Regions from separate parts of the Homo sapiens genome. Here regions 1, 3 and 4 are each linked to region 2. The links are chromatin contacts, found by Hi-C or POLR2A ChIA-PET in ENCODE. All regions are on one chromosome and are shown on one strand. The core of a region is the stretch at or near the end of the contact, and the rest is flanking DNA. Distances in the headings are between cores, read along the strand shown.

Region 1 (3,249 bases), core at 443-2,942, 39 kb after region 2:
AGTCAGTTCTTCAAAACAGGCAGGTCCACTGGCTCTCAAGCTCTGAGGCTGTGCCACACCTGGACAGCGTGTTGACAATACTTACGCATTACAATAGGGCTTCTTTTCATAGCCTTTGTAGTTGTTCATGTTGAGTGCCATCTTGCAGACCTCACAATGGAAACATCCTTTATGCCAATACTGGAAAAAAAAAAAAAACATTTAAAAATACAGTACAATGCCAGTTCTCACCAGGATGGGCACAGAAGGAAGGCTTTTTAGTGCATCACAGTCCCTGTAGCTGAAAATATTACAACAAAAAGAGTGTAGGGAACTGGGGATGTGTTTACCTACTTTCAGCTAAGTAAATAAAGCAGGCAGCTCTGAAAATGGAGTCTTAAAGGAAAACCCACCGCAATACACAGACGCACCATGGACGAACTGTCAAGGTTCTGTCGAAACAGCACTTCTTTGAGCAGCCAGAAACGATTTCTGAGCTCGGTTAATGAAGAAACGGGGCCCAGAGAGTGGCTTCGAAACCAAAAGGAATCCAGTTCAAAGTGTCTAAATGCAGGGTTTGTAGGATCTCAATAAATATGTGTTCACCCGAAGTCAGGCAAGCTGAGGGGGCTGCACGAGAGCTATGTAAGTACCCCTACACCTGACCAGCTTCCACTAAAATGCTGGACCTCGGACTCTGCCCGGGATGACTGTCAGGATGGCAGCTTGTTCTAAGGAAGCATTTGTATCTTCAGACGCAAATTTCCCCAGAACGCCCCTGGCTGGTTTCAACTGTCAGTCACTCCGGATCGCTCCTGGGTGTCTCTCTCCCGGGCTGTTCATCTCCGTCCCTGCCCGGGAAGGGCAGGGGGCAGGGCTGGAGGGGCCCGGCTACAGAACTACTTCCCCTGGAATTCCCCACCCGGTGGATTAGACACCCGTGGGTCCGGCTTGCCGCGCTGAGCCGGAGCTCTCCAGCAGGGATTATTCTTAGCAATGCGGCAGCGGCCGCCCCATGACATATTAATTACTATTTGCCTCTCCCCCTCGCCGCGGTCACAGGAGGCGCTGCGGGTGGGCGGTGAGGTGGGATCGCGGGCGGATCTGTGGGGCGGGGGGCGGGGGTATTGTGGAACACGAGTGGAGGTGGAGGGGGCGCGGCTCGCCGAAGTGCCCCCCTGGGTGCCCAGCCTGGTCCCTCCGGGGTCCGGGGCTGCGCACCGCCGTGCGCCCTCCGCAGAGGCTCTGCCGATGTCGCACCGCCCCGCACCGCGACAAAAGCCCTTCCCGGTTCCAACATCACAATCGCCAAGCGTGGTCTCTGACACTCCCGCTGGCGTCTTCGTTCGCGCGCCCTCCCCCCGTGCCAAGGCACACGCACACGCACCGACCCACTCATTGCTTTCCATCCCAGGTGCCAAAACTTCTCGAAGCAGGTGCAGCCCCTCGCCCGGCAGGTCCAGGCTGGCCCGGCGCCCCCTCGCTCACCTTATCCAGGCAGTTGACTTTCTCGGTGGGATACACGACTTTTCCGCAACGGGCGCACTGGGGGTTCATGATCGCGGTTCCCGGGGGCGGCGGCGGCGGCGGCTGCTGGCTCCCAGGAGCCGCTGTGACATCCCCCGGCGAGCCCCGCACCGCCTCCTGGCAGGCGGGAGGGCTGCGGGCGGCGGGCGCCGGGTAGGGAGTCGGCGCCGGGCCACGGGTGAGTGCACGGGGAGGGCGACGGGGCCTGGCGCCTGGGGCCGGCCGCGCTCTCGGGCTCGCAGGCGCTGGGTCTCGGCTCCGGCTCCGGCTCCGCGCCGCTGGCTCTGCGTCGCTCGCACTCCAGGTACGGGTGACTCACACAGTCACTCGCGCCCGCCCCTCGCGCTCACTCGCTCCCCCGCCTCGCCGCCGCCGCCGCGCAGGCCAAACCCACCGGCGCGCCCGGACCGAAGTGGCAGGGAACGTGCACGTCGGGCACCCTGGGAGGGAGGGCGCAGCGGGGGAGGGGGCGGGCAGAGACCCGGAAAGCTCCGCAGACCGCCGTGGGTGCGACTGTGCGGCCTGGGGAGTGAGCCTCGCGCCACCGCCGCTGCAGGCCGGGGAGCCCAGGTGGGCGGCGGCTGGGGAGGGAGGGATCCAGGCGGGGGAGGTGACAAACACCGGTGGGGAGAGTGCTCAAACCCGCGTACTCCCTTCCCTCCCTCTTCTCTTCCCCAGCCGGGGGCACCCTCATCCCAGGCTGACTGACGTCCCTGGCACCCAAATGTCGCGGGGAGTGCGGGGCCAGGGTGCGCCCTCCCTCCTCCTCCAGCCAGTGAAACCCGGGACAGCGGCACCCAGCCCCAGGGCGGAGGCCGTCTCTGCTGCGCGCAGCGACGCACCCAGGCCCAAGGGCCGGGAGATCCGCGGGGAACCCGGAGACCTGCGTCCCAGAGGGGCCGAGGGTTGCACCGCGCCCGCTCCCACGGGCCTCTTCCGAGAGGACGCTTCTCCCTCGTGTCCGCGGGAAGTCCTCGGATCCTGGATGAGAAAGAGCCTTCTCTCACCGGCTCCCAGACCCCGCGCTTTTTAATACCTGTCCTTGCAGAGCGACTGGTCATTTTAGGCCCGAGTCGAGCCTCTCTTGATTAATAAATGAATATGGCTCGTTTTGTTTTAAGTGTGCGTGGATGTATACGTTGTATTGTTTTGCAATTCAACACCGCAAAGATCTGGGAAAAGTTCTTCACCTGCATTAAGGAAAGCAATTACAAACTCGTAGTCCAAACCAGAAGAGCCAGAAAATCAAGTAGAAGGCTCAGGGTAGGATGAAACCAAAGGGAACAGGAATCGTTTCTTCCTTTTAATAAGATGTCAGGTTATTGGACTCACTTGATGAGAGGCAGCAAAATGAATCGAACACAGCCTGGGTTCAAAGCCTGACCCCGCCATCTAATGATGTGACCTTCTGCAAATTCTTAGTCGCTCTATGCCTCAATTCTTTAATCTACAAAATGGGAATAAGGACGCAGCTACCGAACAGCTTCTACTCTCCTGCTGTGAGGATTAAATGAGTCAGCAGTTCCGAACTGCTTCAATCGGCCTGGCTCAAGGGAAGCTCCACGGAAGAGTCAGCTAGGATTATTATAAATTGGTTATAACAAAGAAGCGAACACATTCCGTTGCTAGCGCACAGATTAAGACTCAATAATGCCACATACCAACTGCCACTGCTCTGACAAATATTTCTGTCATTTCAAAAAAATATCATGGCTGCAGCTTTTCATGACAAAAGAAAACCAT
Region 2 (3,113 bases), core at 239-2,738:
GAAGGATTATGTGAATGAATATAAGGCAAAGCACTCAGAACAGCATATGGCACGTTGTGAACACCCAGTACATATTAGCTGTTATTATCAGGAAAGATCCCATCATATCAATCCTAAGGGAATAGTTTCCAAGGAAACCTATGTCTCAAAATAATAGCCGTGTAGGGTTTGGTTGGGTGATGTGGCTGTCATGATGACATCTCTGATTCTACCAGGTGGCTGCCTCAAATCCGAGAACCTTAAGGAGCTTAGGAACCACTTGATGCTGATGGTCATCTTTGTCCTGTGTATAAGTCAATCTCTGTTTTGTTTTCCACAGACCTACACATTTACCAAAGGCAAATTCTTAAAAGGGCCGGGCACAGTGGCTTACTTACGCCTGTAATCCCAGCACTTTGGGAGGCTGAGGTAGGCGGATCACTGGATGTCAGGAGTTCGAGGTCAGCCTGCCTACATGGTGAAATTTGGTCTCTACTAAAAATATAAAAATTAGCCAAGCATGGTGTCACGTGCCTGTAGTCCCAGCTACTCAGGAGGCTGAGGCAGGAGAATCACTTGAACCCAAGAGGCAGAGGTTGCAGTGAGCCAAGCTTGTGCCATTGCACTCCAGCCTGGGCAACAGAGTGAGACTCCATCTCAAGAAAAAAAAAAAAAATCTAAGTAGGTGCCAAATTTTCCATCCCACTGGAAAATAAGACTACAGTTGAATTAAGTCATGTCCTACTCTCCTAGACTCAAAGCTGCTTTATAAAGACAATGTATTCTTATTTTCTACAGTATTTTTGTTTCCAGATCATTTAGCAACAGTGTTAAAAACCTTTTGTAATGCTAAAGACAGAGGGCAGGATTAATTCTCTTAGTCTCATTTGTTTCCAGAATTTTCTGCATATGTTTCCTAAATTTTAGAAGACACTATTCAATCATGTAAACCCACATTATAAGCAACTTTAAGTCTTCTTCCAAGGACTACCTTTTACACGGTCGATCCCTAATTTTCCGGATTTGGACAAGTTTCCATTCAAAAGTGATGTCCATCCAGTTAGAAAGCTTCTAGAACATTTTCCTTCCTACTCTCACAACTATTCCATCAATTAGTGTATGTTTAGCAATTGCAAATTACTTTTAATATTAGCAGATGCGCAATATAATTAGATGGGGAAACCTTCTGGGATCAAATCACGTCTTGGGTGATTACTGAGTTCTGACAAACATCAGTATTCATTCATCTGTAAGAACATTGTTCTCTTCCCCTGGAAGGTACGCTACTCTGCAATGCTGCCGTGCTTAAAACAGTTTTCAGAATTTCTCTTATGAATTCCTCTCAAAATCCGTTTGTGGTCTATGTACACACATCACACACACTTAATATTTTATGCCTTTTTAAAAAACCAGACATGGGATTATTCAGCTCGATTATTCACCCGCTCCACCCTCCATCGAGGGCAACGTTTGTCCAGGTTCCAGTACACTCTTTCATTTCCTCTGGACACCTCTTGTGAGTCATTTTAGTTCAAACAGAGCTTTGTGTGTAACAGGCCCTATTTCATCCCAGAGCTCAAGCTGAGAGGAAAACAGCCTGAACTCCACCTTGGGGACATTCCTCATTCAAGAAAACACATTTTCCTCTTCCAAACTGAATACAGTAAGAATATAGTACAATCTCTCTAGGCTAATAGTAAAGCCACTGGGTGGGGCGAGGCCACAGGGCCAATGCTGACAGGACAGCCCGTCCTCCCTTAACTCCTTTGTGTGGTACTTCCCCATCCGTATCCTCCAAAGGGCTGTTTGAAGATCTAATTTCTCTAGTCTCAGTGAACTTACATGCTAGTTACAGCCTCAGTGGAGATAAAAAAAAAAAAAATCTGGCAATGATGCTTGACATCATAATATTTGACAAAAAGGAAGCACTGAGGAGTTACTTCTCAGGCCAGGTGACGCTGCCAACAATCAGCCTCCTGCAACTCCAGGAAACAAGCCAAAGAAACTAAACTGAAAAGCGCTTTTCTGCTAAAGAAAAAAGAAACAGCTCCTATGGGTGCACCAAATCTACTCAGTGAGTGATTCCCCCGGCCTGGGACATCATGGCACAGCCTTTATGTAGCTGAGTAGAATTGGTGAGGGGTCTACACCACATGGGCTTCTGTACAGGGAGGGGACTCACCATCCCAGTGGGTCTGGGACTGTCCCAGCCTCAGTGCTGAAGGTCCTATTTTCAGTGGTCACCCTACTTTTCTTGGCTCTCCGTGCAGCTGGAAATCCAGCTCTTCCTCCTCAAACCCGGCCAGGATGAGAGATGGAGCCAGAAATTAATTAGCTAAGAGGCAAGGAAGAAAAAGGCAGCCTATCCCTGAGGCAGAACTTTCTGGAACTTGAAAAGCTTTGCCTGGATTGATTAAGCACATTTCTCAAAGAGAGGAAGCCCTTCTTCAATTCAAACACCTTCAGCTGTTCAACCAGGGAGTCCCCAACCTCACAGAAGCCACAGGATCACATTCTGGGTTGGGTATAGACTTGCCTACCAGCCCAGTGGAAGATACTCTAACCCAAACTTTCCACAAGTTTGGTCCTCAAGGCATCTGCATTAAGATCACCTAGTGAGACTGATACAATCCAAGTTCCTCAGTCCACTCCACACTTGCTGGATCCAATTCTCTAGTAATATATTTCCAAAATCTCCATTTTTAAGAAAGCCCCAAATACAACTGGCGACTGTTGAAATCCAAGGACTGCTCTCCTTCCTACTTTTTTGTTGTTGTTTAAAGACAGGGTCTCACTCTCTTGCCCAGCCTGGAGTGCAGTGGCACCATCACAGCTCGCTGCAGTTTCAAACTTCTGGGTCCAAGCGATCCTCTCACCTCAGCCTCCCAAAGGGCTGAGATAACAGGCATGGGCCACCATGCCCAGCCCTTTTTACTTCTTATTTCAAACCCTCACCCTCATCACCCACCAACAAGAATCCTCAGAGTCAGCAAAAGCAGGAGAGAGGTGAACTTGTCTTTGGAGCTTCCCCACCTCTCCTTCTGTATCCCTGTCCTATTTCAGCCTTCCAAGTTCCCTTTTGCCTTCCTCTATGCTTTCTACCCTACGGCTGGACAAAGCTCGCCAAAGCCTAC
Region 3 (3,154 bases), core at 131-2,630, 37 kb before region 2:
GATTCCCTGCCTTTCCCTATTCTCATCCTCAGTCAGCTAATTCCCCTTGTTGGATATACATGGAATATAAACCATAATACAATTTGCATATAAAACTCGCTTCTCAAAAATACTGTTGAGGCTAGTATCTTAGATTAGCCTGAAGAAGTTGTTTAAAAGCCCTTTTATTAAAGAGTTTATTTAAAGAAAAAAAACAGAATGTTTACACGGGCTTTAGAGCAACTTGGTTTTGAGTGTGTGTGTGTGTGTGTGTGTGTGTGTGTGTGTGTGTGTTTTGAGACAGGGTCTCAGTCTGTCACCCATGCTGGAGAGCAGTGACCTGATCATAGTTCACTAAAGCCTCAAGCTCCTGGGCTCATGCAACCCTCCTGCCTCAGTTTTCCCAGTAGCTGGGACCACAGATGCTCACCACCATGTCTGGCTAATTTTTACAATTTTTTATAGAGGTGAAGTCTCACTATGTTGCCCAAGCTAGTCTCATACTCCTGGTCTCAAGCAATCCTCCTCCCTCAGCTGCGACAGGATTACAGGTATGAGCCATCAGGCCCGGCCTGAGTGTATATCTTTTTAACATAGATTTTGGCTAGTTTCATCACATTGGTCTTTCTTTCATTAACTTATCTCTCCTTTTTGCATCACTCTAGACCCAGCTATTTCATCTGAGCTCCCCACAAATTCCTCTACCCTTCTCTATTACAAAAAGGCTCAATCAAAAATCTCCAAGGCATCCTTAAAAAAAAAAGGTAATATTTCCTGGCTTATATTTTATTTAAATACACTTGTAGGAGTTTTACCTTCCCAGATACCACTACTTTGGAAATTTTCACCTCCACTCTCCTAATACTTTATTGTTTCCAAATAAAATTTATAATAATTATTCATTGCCTCTTTGCAAATAAAATGAGCTCAATATCCGGCCAGGTGCGGTGGCTCACGCCTGTAATCCCAGCACTTTGGGAGGTCCGGGGGGGGGGTGGGGCAGATCACAAGGTCAGGGGTTCGAGACCAGCCTGACCAACATTGTGAAACCCTGTCTGTACTAAAAATACAAAAATTAGCCAGGTATGGTGGCGGGCGCCTGTAATCTCAGCAACTCAGGAGGCTGAGGCAGGAGAATCACTTGAACCCGGGAGGTGGAGGTTGCAGTGAGCCGAGATCACACCATTGCACTCCAGGCTGGGCAACAGAGTGAGACTCTGTCCCCAAAAAAATACATAAATAAAATGAGCTCAATACAATGGTGTGTCCTTTCTGTTTTCTATAGCAATAGGCTGACCTCCATTTCAGCATGGCTTAAATGAGTCATTTTGTATATTGCCAGGCCCTGGGCTCTGCCTGTACTATTCTGGTTACATCATTACCCACAAAAGATTTACAAACAGGTTTCCATGGCAAGCTACAAGAACAAATGAAAGAAGTCCAAGAGAAGTGTAAACAGAAAAGATAAGTCTCGGTCAATTTCTGATGAAACTGGAATGCAAGCTACCCAAAGCAACGACTTCAATCACCACAACTGAAATGATTGTCATTCCCCTGAAACACGACAGGAACCGCCCAATAAATGAAGACATTGGACTTTTTTATGGATGTAATAGTCACAGCTCCATGAGAAAGACTCTAGTAGCACAAGGGCAGTCACCTTCTGTATACCAATTTTTTTCCTTGTTTAATGGTCTAGACAAGTGTTACTGCTGTAATTTGTGACCCTACGTGAAATGAACATTCGTAATAATCTCCTTTTGAATCTTGATGTTTTCTGTAACCCTGGTAGCTAAGTGCTGATAACAACAATTATCTAAATGTTGCAAAAGGATGAAATCAGTAACAATGGGTCTACTGAAAAGAGGCAAAAATGTGAGTGGATATGAATTTATAACAGCAATAGGGCTAAAGCTGCAGGGCCCTTTCATGTAGGAGGATAGCAACACACACACACACTCATTCACATACACACACATTCTCACTCACACGTGCACACATACGTACACACACTTGTACACATTCACACACACTGTCACACAGAGAGTGCAGAAATGAAAGGAGACATTTTCACGCATCCACACAAAAGACAAAGATCAAACTATGACTCTTTCCTCTTTGCAGCCCTACAACTCTTCCTATCACACAGCAGGTCATCAATAAATGCTCATTGAATTGAAATATGGTACCAAATGCAGACTCAGGAAACCCAATGGTATTTAATAATTATTATGCAAATAAAACTGCATCTTTTCACACAGAAATAGGGGTGACTTGTTCTACCTCCCTTAGTAATGAGAAGCCATTCTGGACATCTTACTGCTAGACCTGGAATAATTTCTTGTTTCTCAATTCCCTCTCTTAAAAATTCCTCCCTTCCCAATCAATCCATGAAGATAAACTCAGTTCATTTGGTGTCCTACAAGATTGTTACAGGAGCGCATAAATACACTCCTATATACATATGTATCATCATAAGCTGAATGTATATAGAAAACAAAAAAAATTAAGGAAGTCCTCCTCTGGCCAGCTTTCCCCCATGGCCTCTCACTTGAACAGTTGTTTTGCCTGTAGCCACAGGTTTAGCAAAGAAATCAAAGTGAGATAAATCTAGCCAGGCATGGCGGCTCACACCTGTAATCTCATAATCCCAACAATTTGTAAGGTGGAACCAGAAACATCACTTGAGCCCAGGAGTTCGAGACCAGCCTGGGCATCACAGCAAGAAACCACACCCACCAAAAAAAAAATAGCTGGACATGGTGGCACACACCTGCGGTCCTATCTACTCGGAAGGCTAAGGCGGTAGGATGGCATGAGCCCAGGAGCTCACGGCTTCAGTGAGCCATGATCGTGCCACTGCACTCCAGCCTGGGTAACAGAGAAAGACCCTGTCTCTAAAAATAAAAATAAAATCAAAACAGAGTGAAGCATATATACCTTTTTCATAGACATATCATTTTTTAAAATGACATGAACCTACTGAGTAAATTATTAAACTAAAAGTGACGGGTATGAATTCAATGATTCCCATTTCTTCTTCTATAACCTCACACACTGAGTAGCCCACCCACCGACATGGCTGCTTTGCTCAGCTTGCTTCCCTCCTCTCCTTTCGCGTCCTCCCCTGTCTGGTGCCAGCCTGTGTTCTGTCCCTTCACACCAGCTTGCCATT
Region 4 (2,983 bases), core at 5-2,504, 57 kb before region 2:
ATGTGATATACACATATGATCAGCTACTATTCAACCTTAAAAAGGAAAGAAATTCTGATGCATACTACAACATGGATGAAACTTGAGGACATTATAATTGAAATCAGCCAGTCACAAAAGGACAAATACTTATATGAGCCCACTTATATTTGGCCCTAGAGTAGTCAAATTCATAGAGACAGAAACTAGGCAAAGGACTTGAATGGATATTTCTCCAAAGAAGATAGACAAATGGCCAGAGACAGAAAGTAAGATGACGGAGGGGGAAATGGGGGGTTAGTGTTTCATGGATGTGGAGTTTCAGTTGGGGAAGACGAAAAAGTTCTAGAAACATACATTTGCACAAAAATGTGAATATACATACTGCCACTGAACTGTCCACTTAAAAATTGTTAAAATGGTAACCTTTATGTTACGTATATCTTACCACAATTTAAAAATATGTTTAAAAATAGCCACCCAAGTCCAGAAATGACCTACAATATAATATTATACTCAAAATTAAGGTAAGTTATTGGGGTCTATCTTGGTTTTTATTCTGAACAGTACTTAAAACTCATGCTTAATCTACTTTTCTTCAAAAAAAATAAAAAATCAAAGGAATTGGGGGAAGAAAAGCTTTGTTCCTCACTCCCTTATATTTATTATGGAGCAAGGTACATTTTAAATTGCTTTTGCTGGCCGGGCGCAGTGGCTCACGCCTGTAATCCCAGCACTTTGGAAGGCTGAAGCGGGTGGGTCACAAGGTCAGGAGATAGAGACCATCCTGGCTAACAACATGGTGAAACCCCATCTCTACTAAAAGTACAAAAAATTAGCCAGGCATGGTGGCAGGTGCCTGTAGTCCCAGCTACTCGGGAGGCTGAGGCAGGAGAATGGCGTGAACCTGGGAGGTGGAGCTTGCAGTGAGCCGAGATGGCACCACTGCACTCCAGCCTGGGCGACAGAGCAAGACTTCATCTCAAAAAAAATAAAAATAAAAATAAATAAATAAATAAATAAATTGCTTTTGTTATTTGTCATTTTTGTAGTTAGAATTCAGCTGATGGTCTGTTGGTTCCTGATATCTTTTTCCCTTCTTCATTTTCTGTCCTCCCTTCCATCTCATTCATAAATCCCCTAGCACTTGCCCCTACCTCCCACACACCTAGGAAGTGGGAGGAAATCTCTCTACCCTGGGGTCAACATTGTCAGGCACAGCAGAACTGATAGACCTTTCAACAGCCCGAGCTATGGGCTTCCCACACTATTCATGACCACGAGAAAGTACTTTAGCTCTTAGAAAAGCAACACTACAAGAGCCACCATATCAAGTCCGATGGATACTGCAGAGCTGGCTGTCACAGGGACACTGAGACACCTTCCAGAGCACGGATTGACTCTCAATACCAGATTATTCTGAAAGCTGGGTTGTGTGCAGAATGGACGGGAGGAGGAGATTGGAAGATGGAAATGCATTCTATGGGGGATCGAAAATAAAAATAATGGGGAAAGCAACAATCAAAGCTGGAAGCTTACCTCAAATTAGTCCTAAAATGAACACAGCAGCATGAGTACAAAATAGACTCTTTCTAATGACAAACAAATGGACCAGAATGAAATGGATTTTTCTGTATCCTAAAAATCTTGGTATTTTGTGTTATTTACAAGGTGTTTAACAGCCAGTAGAATGTATTCTTTTTAAAGTAATAAGCCTTTCAAATTATTACAACGAACACTTTTATGATCAGAAAAAGAAATACTCTAAATAAAAAACAAAAAGGTTACAGACTGTAATAATATAAATGGTTTCCTCTCCTAAATAGAGTCGTGTATGTTGTCTATGCTGTTTGCCATCGTGTACAGTATTTGTCATCCTGAGTTTCACTCCTGGTTAATACACTTTGGAAATCTTCTTGAATCCCAACACACACAGCCCCCATCCCTCAGTTTTTATAAATGACCTGTATACACGTATGCAGAGGTATCTACTCCTATGACCTGCTCATTTGAGTGGGACTTTAAAGGTTTTGATTGTTTAATAAAGAAAAATCATGTATCCAAGCTCTACAACATGCCAGAAGAAGGTATGTCTACAAGATCATTCTCTCTATATCCACCCTAGGAAAATATACTTGATCTTATTTTTAGAAAGAAAAAGAGTAAGAGACAGAGATATTTGGGCAAAGCACTAGAAGTTGCAGTCTTAGTGTTTCAACTTGCTTATTAGCTGGCTGCCACTTGGTGGCACTGTTGATTCCAGTTTGCTCCCAGATCCAGGGGATGAGTGTATCCACTGATCCAACCTTAATAAGCACGTGCGGCTCCTGCCCCATGAAGAACTTCATTAAGCCCTGACAGCCTTTATAGAAACATCAGAATGTCTGTATTTCTACCACCTCCAGATCTAAATGACAAATGGCACAGCAAATGCCCTCCTCTTAGGACTTTCCCTAGCTTTTCCTCCAAAGGAGATATCCAACCTTTCCTTCCAGGTGTCTGTCTCAGCCTCTCTCTCTCGGAAACCTTCTCTATTAACTATAGCCAGAGCCTCCCATGGGACATGGCAAATCTGGGAAAGTGTCCTGGGTGCATCCTGGTGGAGGGGATAACAGGGCAAGACCAGAAAAAGAAAGAAAATGAGGAGGTGAAGAGGCAGTAGTACCACCATCTTGAGATTTTAAAAAAATACAAGATAAAATGCAGGGAGCACAAATCTTTGGTAGGCTCTCATTTCTGTGATTTATTTGGCAGGTGCTTTCATCTAAACCTCCCAGCACACCTGTGTGAGGACCTTGTTTTGGAAGTGAGAAAACTCAGGCTCACAGGGCTTAAGTAACTTGCTCAAGAGTGGGCACACAGAATTTGTGGATCCAGGACTGGAGCTTCAACCTTTTCTCCAAGTTGGCAACACCACACAGCCTTCAGAGGGCTTTATAAAAATAGGGCTCCCAGTATAAACATAGGGAGGCTCAACAACTTCTCACCCAAATAGAAGGACAAA

What was found. A loop is a pair of places that touch in the nucleus more often than their neighbours do. ChIA-PET counts read pairs that join two places held with the same protein, here RNA polymerase II (POLR2A). Pooled maps may share reads with other maps.
Region 1: POLR2A ChIA-PET joins it to region 2 with 13 read pairs in MCF 10A. The contact joins the promoter of NEBL-AS1 here to the enhancer-like site in region 2. A Hi-C loop is called at or near these places in 1 of 168 maps with a recorded cell type or tissue (HepG2). POLR2A ChIA-PET finds 5 or more read pairs at or near these places in 5 of 52 experiments (A549, HEK293, MCF 10A and 2 more).
Region 3: a loop to region 2 is called in a map of PC-3, with 8 times the contacts of the local background. The contact joins two enhancer-like sites. A Hi-C loop is called at or near these places in 1 of 168 maps with a recorded cell type or tissue (PC-3) and 1 of 50 pooled maps. POLR2A ChIA-PET finds 5 or more read pairs at or near these places in 5 of 52 experiments (A549, Caco-2, MCF 10A and 2 more).
Region 4: a loop to region 2 is called in a map of Calu3, with 4 times the contacts of the local background. The contact joins two enhancer-like sites. A Hi-C loop is called at or near these places in 3 of 168 maps with a recorded cell type or tissue (Caco-2, Calu3 and PC-3) and 2 of 50 pooled maps. POLR2A ChIA-PET finds 5 or more read pairs at or near these places in 1 of 52 experiments (activated naive CD4-positive, alpha-beta T cell).

What each region holds. Positions count from the first base shown.
Region 1 is chr10:21,172,298-21,175,546 of GRCh38, forward strand. It overlaps NEBL-AS1 (NEBL antisense RNA 1), which reads left to right and starts at 1,693. Exons shown (of 2, transcript NR_046283.1): 1 at 1,693-1,810; 2 at 2,185-2,626. It also overlaps a transcript of NEBL not described here. RefSeq lists an enhancer at 1,272-2,162.
Region 2 is chr10:21,133,588-21,136,700 of GRCh38, forward strand. It overlaps a transcript of NEBL not described here. Among named protein-coding and RNA genes, the nearest start is that of NEBL-AS1, 39 kb to the right of the region's middle. Within about 2 kb of position 1,489, at least 4 of the 41 ENCODE cell types and tissues checked have a DNase peak (open chromatin) inside an H3K27ac peak, as active enhancers do; they include PC-3, where a contact is called at or near this core.
Region 3 is chr10:21,096,256-21,099,409 of GRCh38, forward strand. It overlaps a transcript of NEBL not described here. Among named protein-coding and RNA genes, the nearest start is that of NEBL-AS1, 76 kb to the right of the region's middle. RefSeq lists an enhancer at 1,345-1,639. Within about 2 kb of position 1,381, at least 4 of the 41 ENCODE cell types and tissues checked have a DNase peak (open chromatin) inside an H3K27ac peak, as active enhancers do; they include PC-3, where a contact is called at or near this core.
Region 4 is chr10:21,076,644-21,079,626 of GRCh38, forward strand. It overlaps a transcript of NEBL not described here. Among named protein-coding and RNA genes, the nearest start is that of NEBL-AS1, 96 kb to the right of the region's middle. Within about 2 kb of position 1,255, at least 2 of the 41 ENCODE cell types and tissues checked have a DNase peak (open chromatin) inside an H3K27ac peak, as active enhancers do.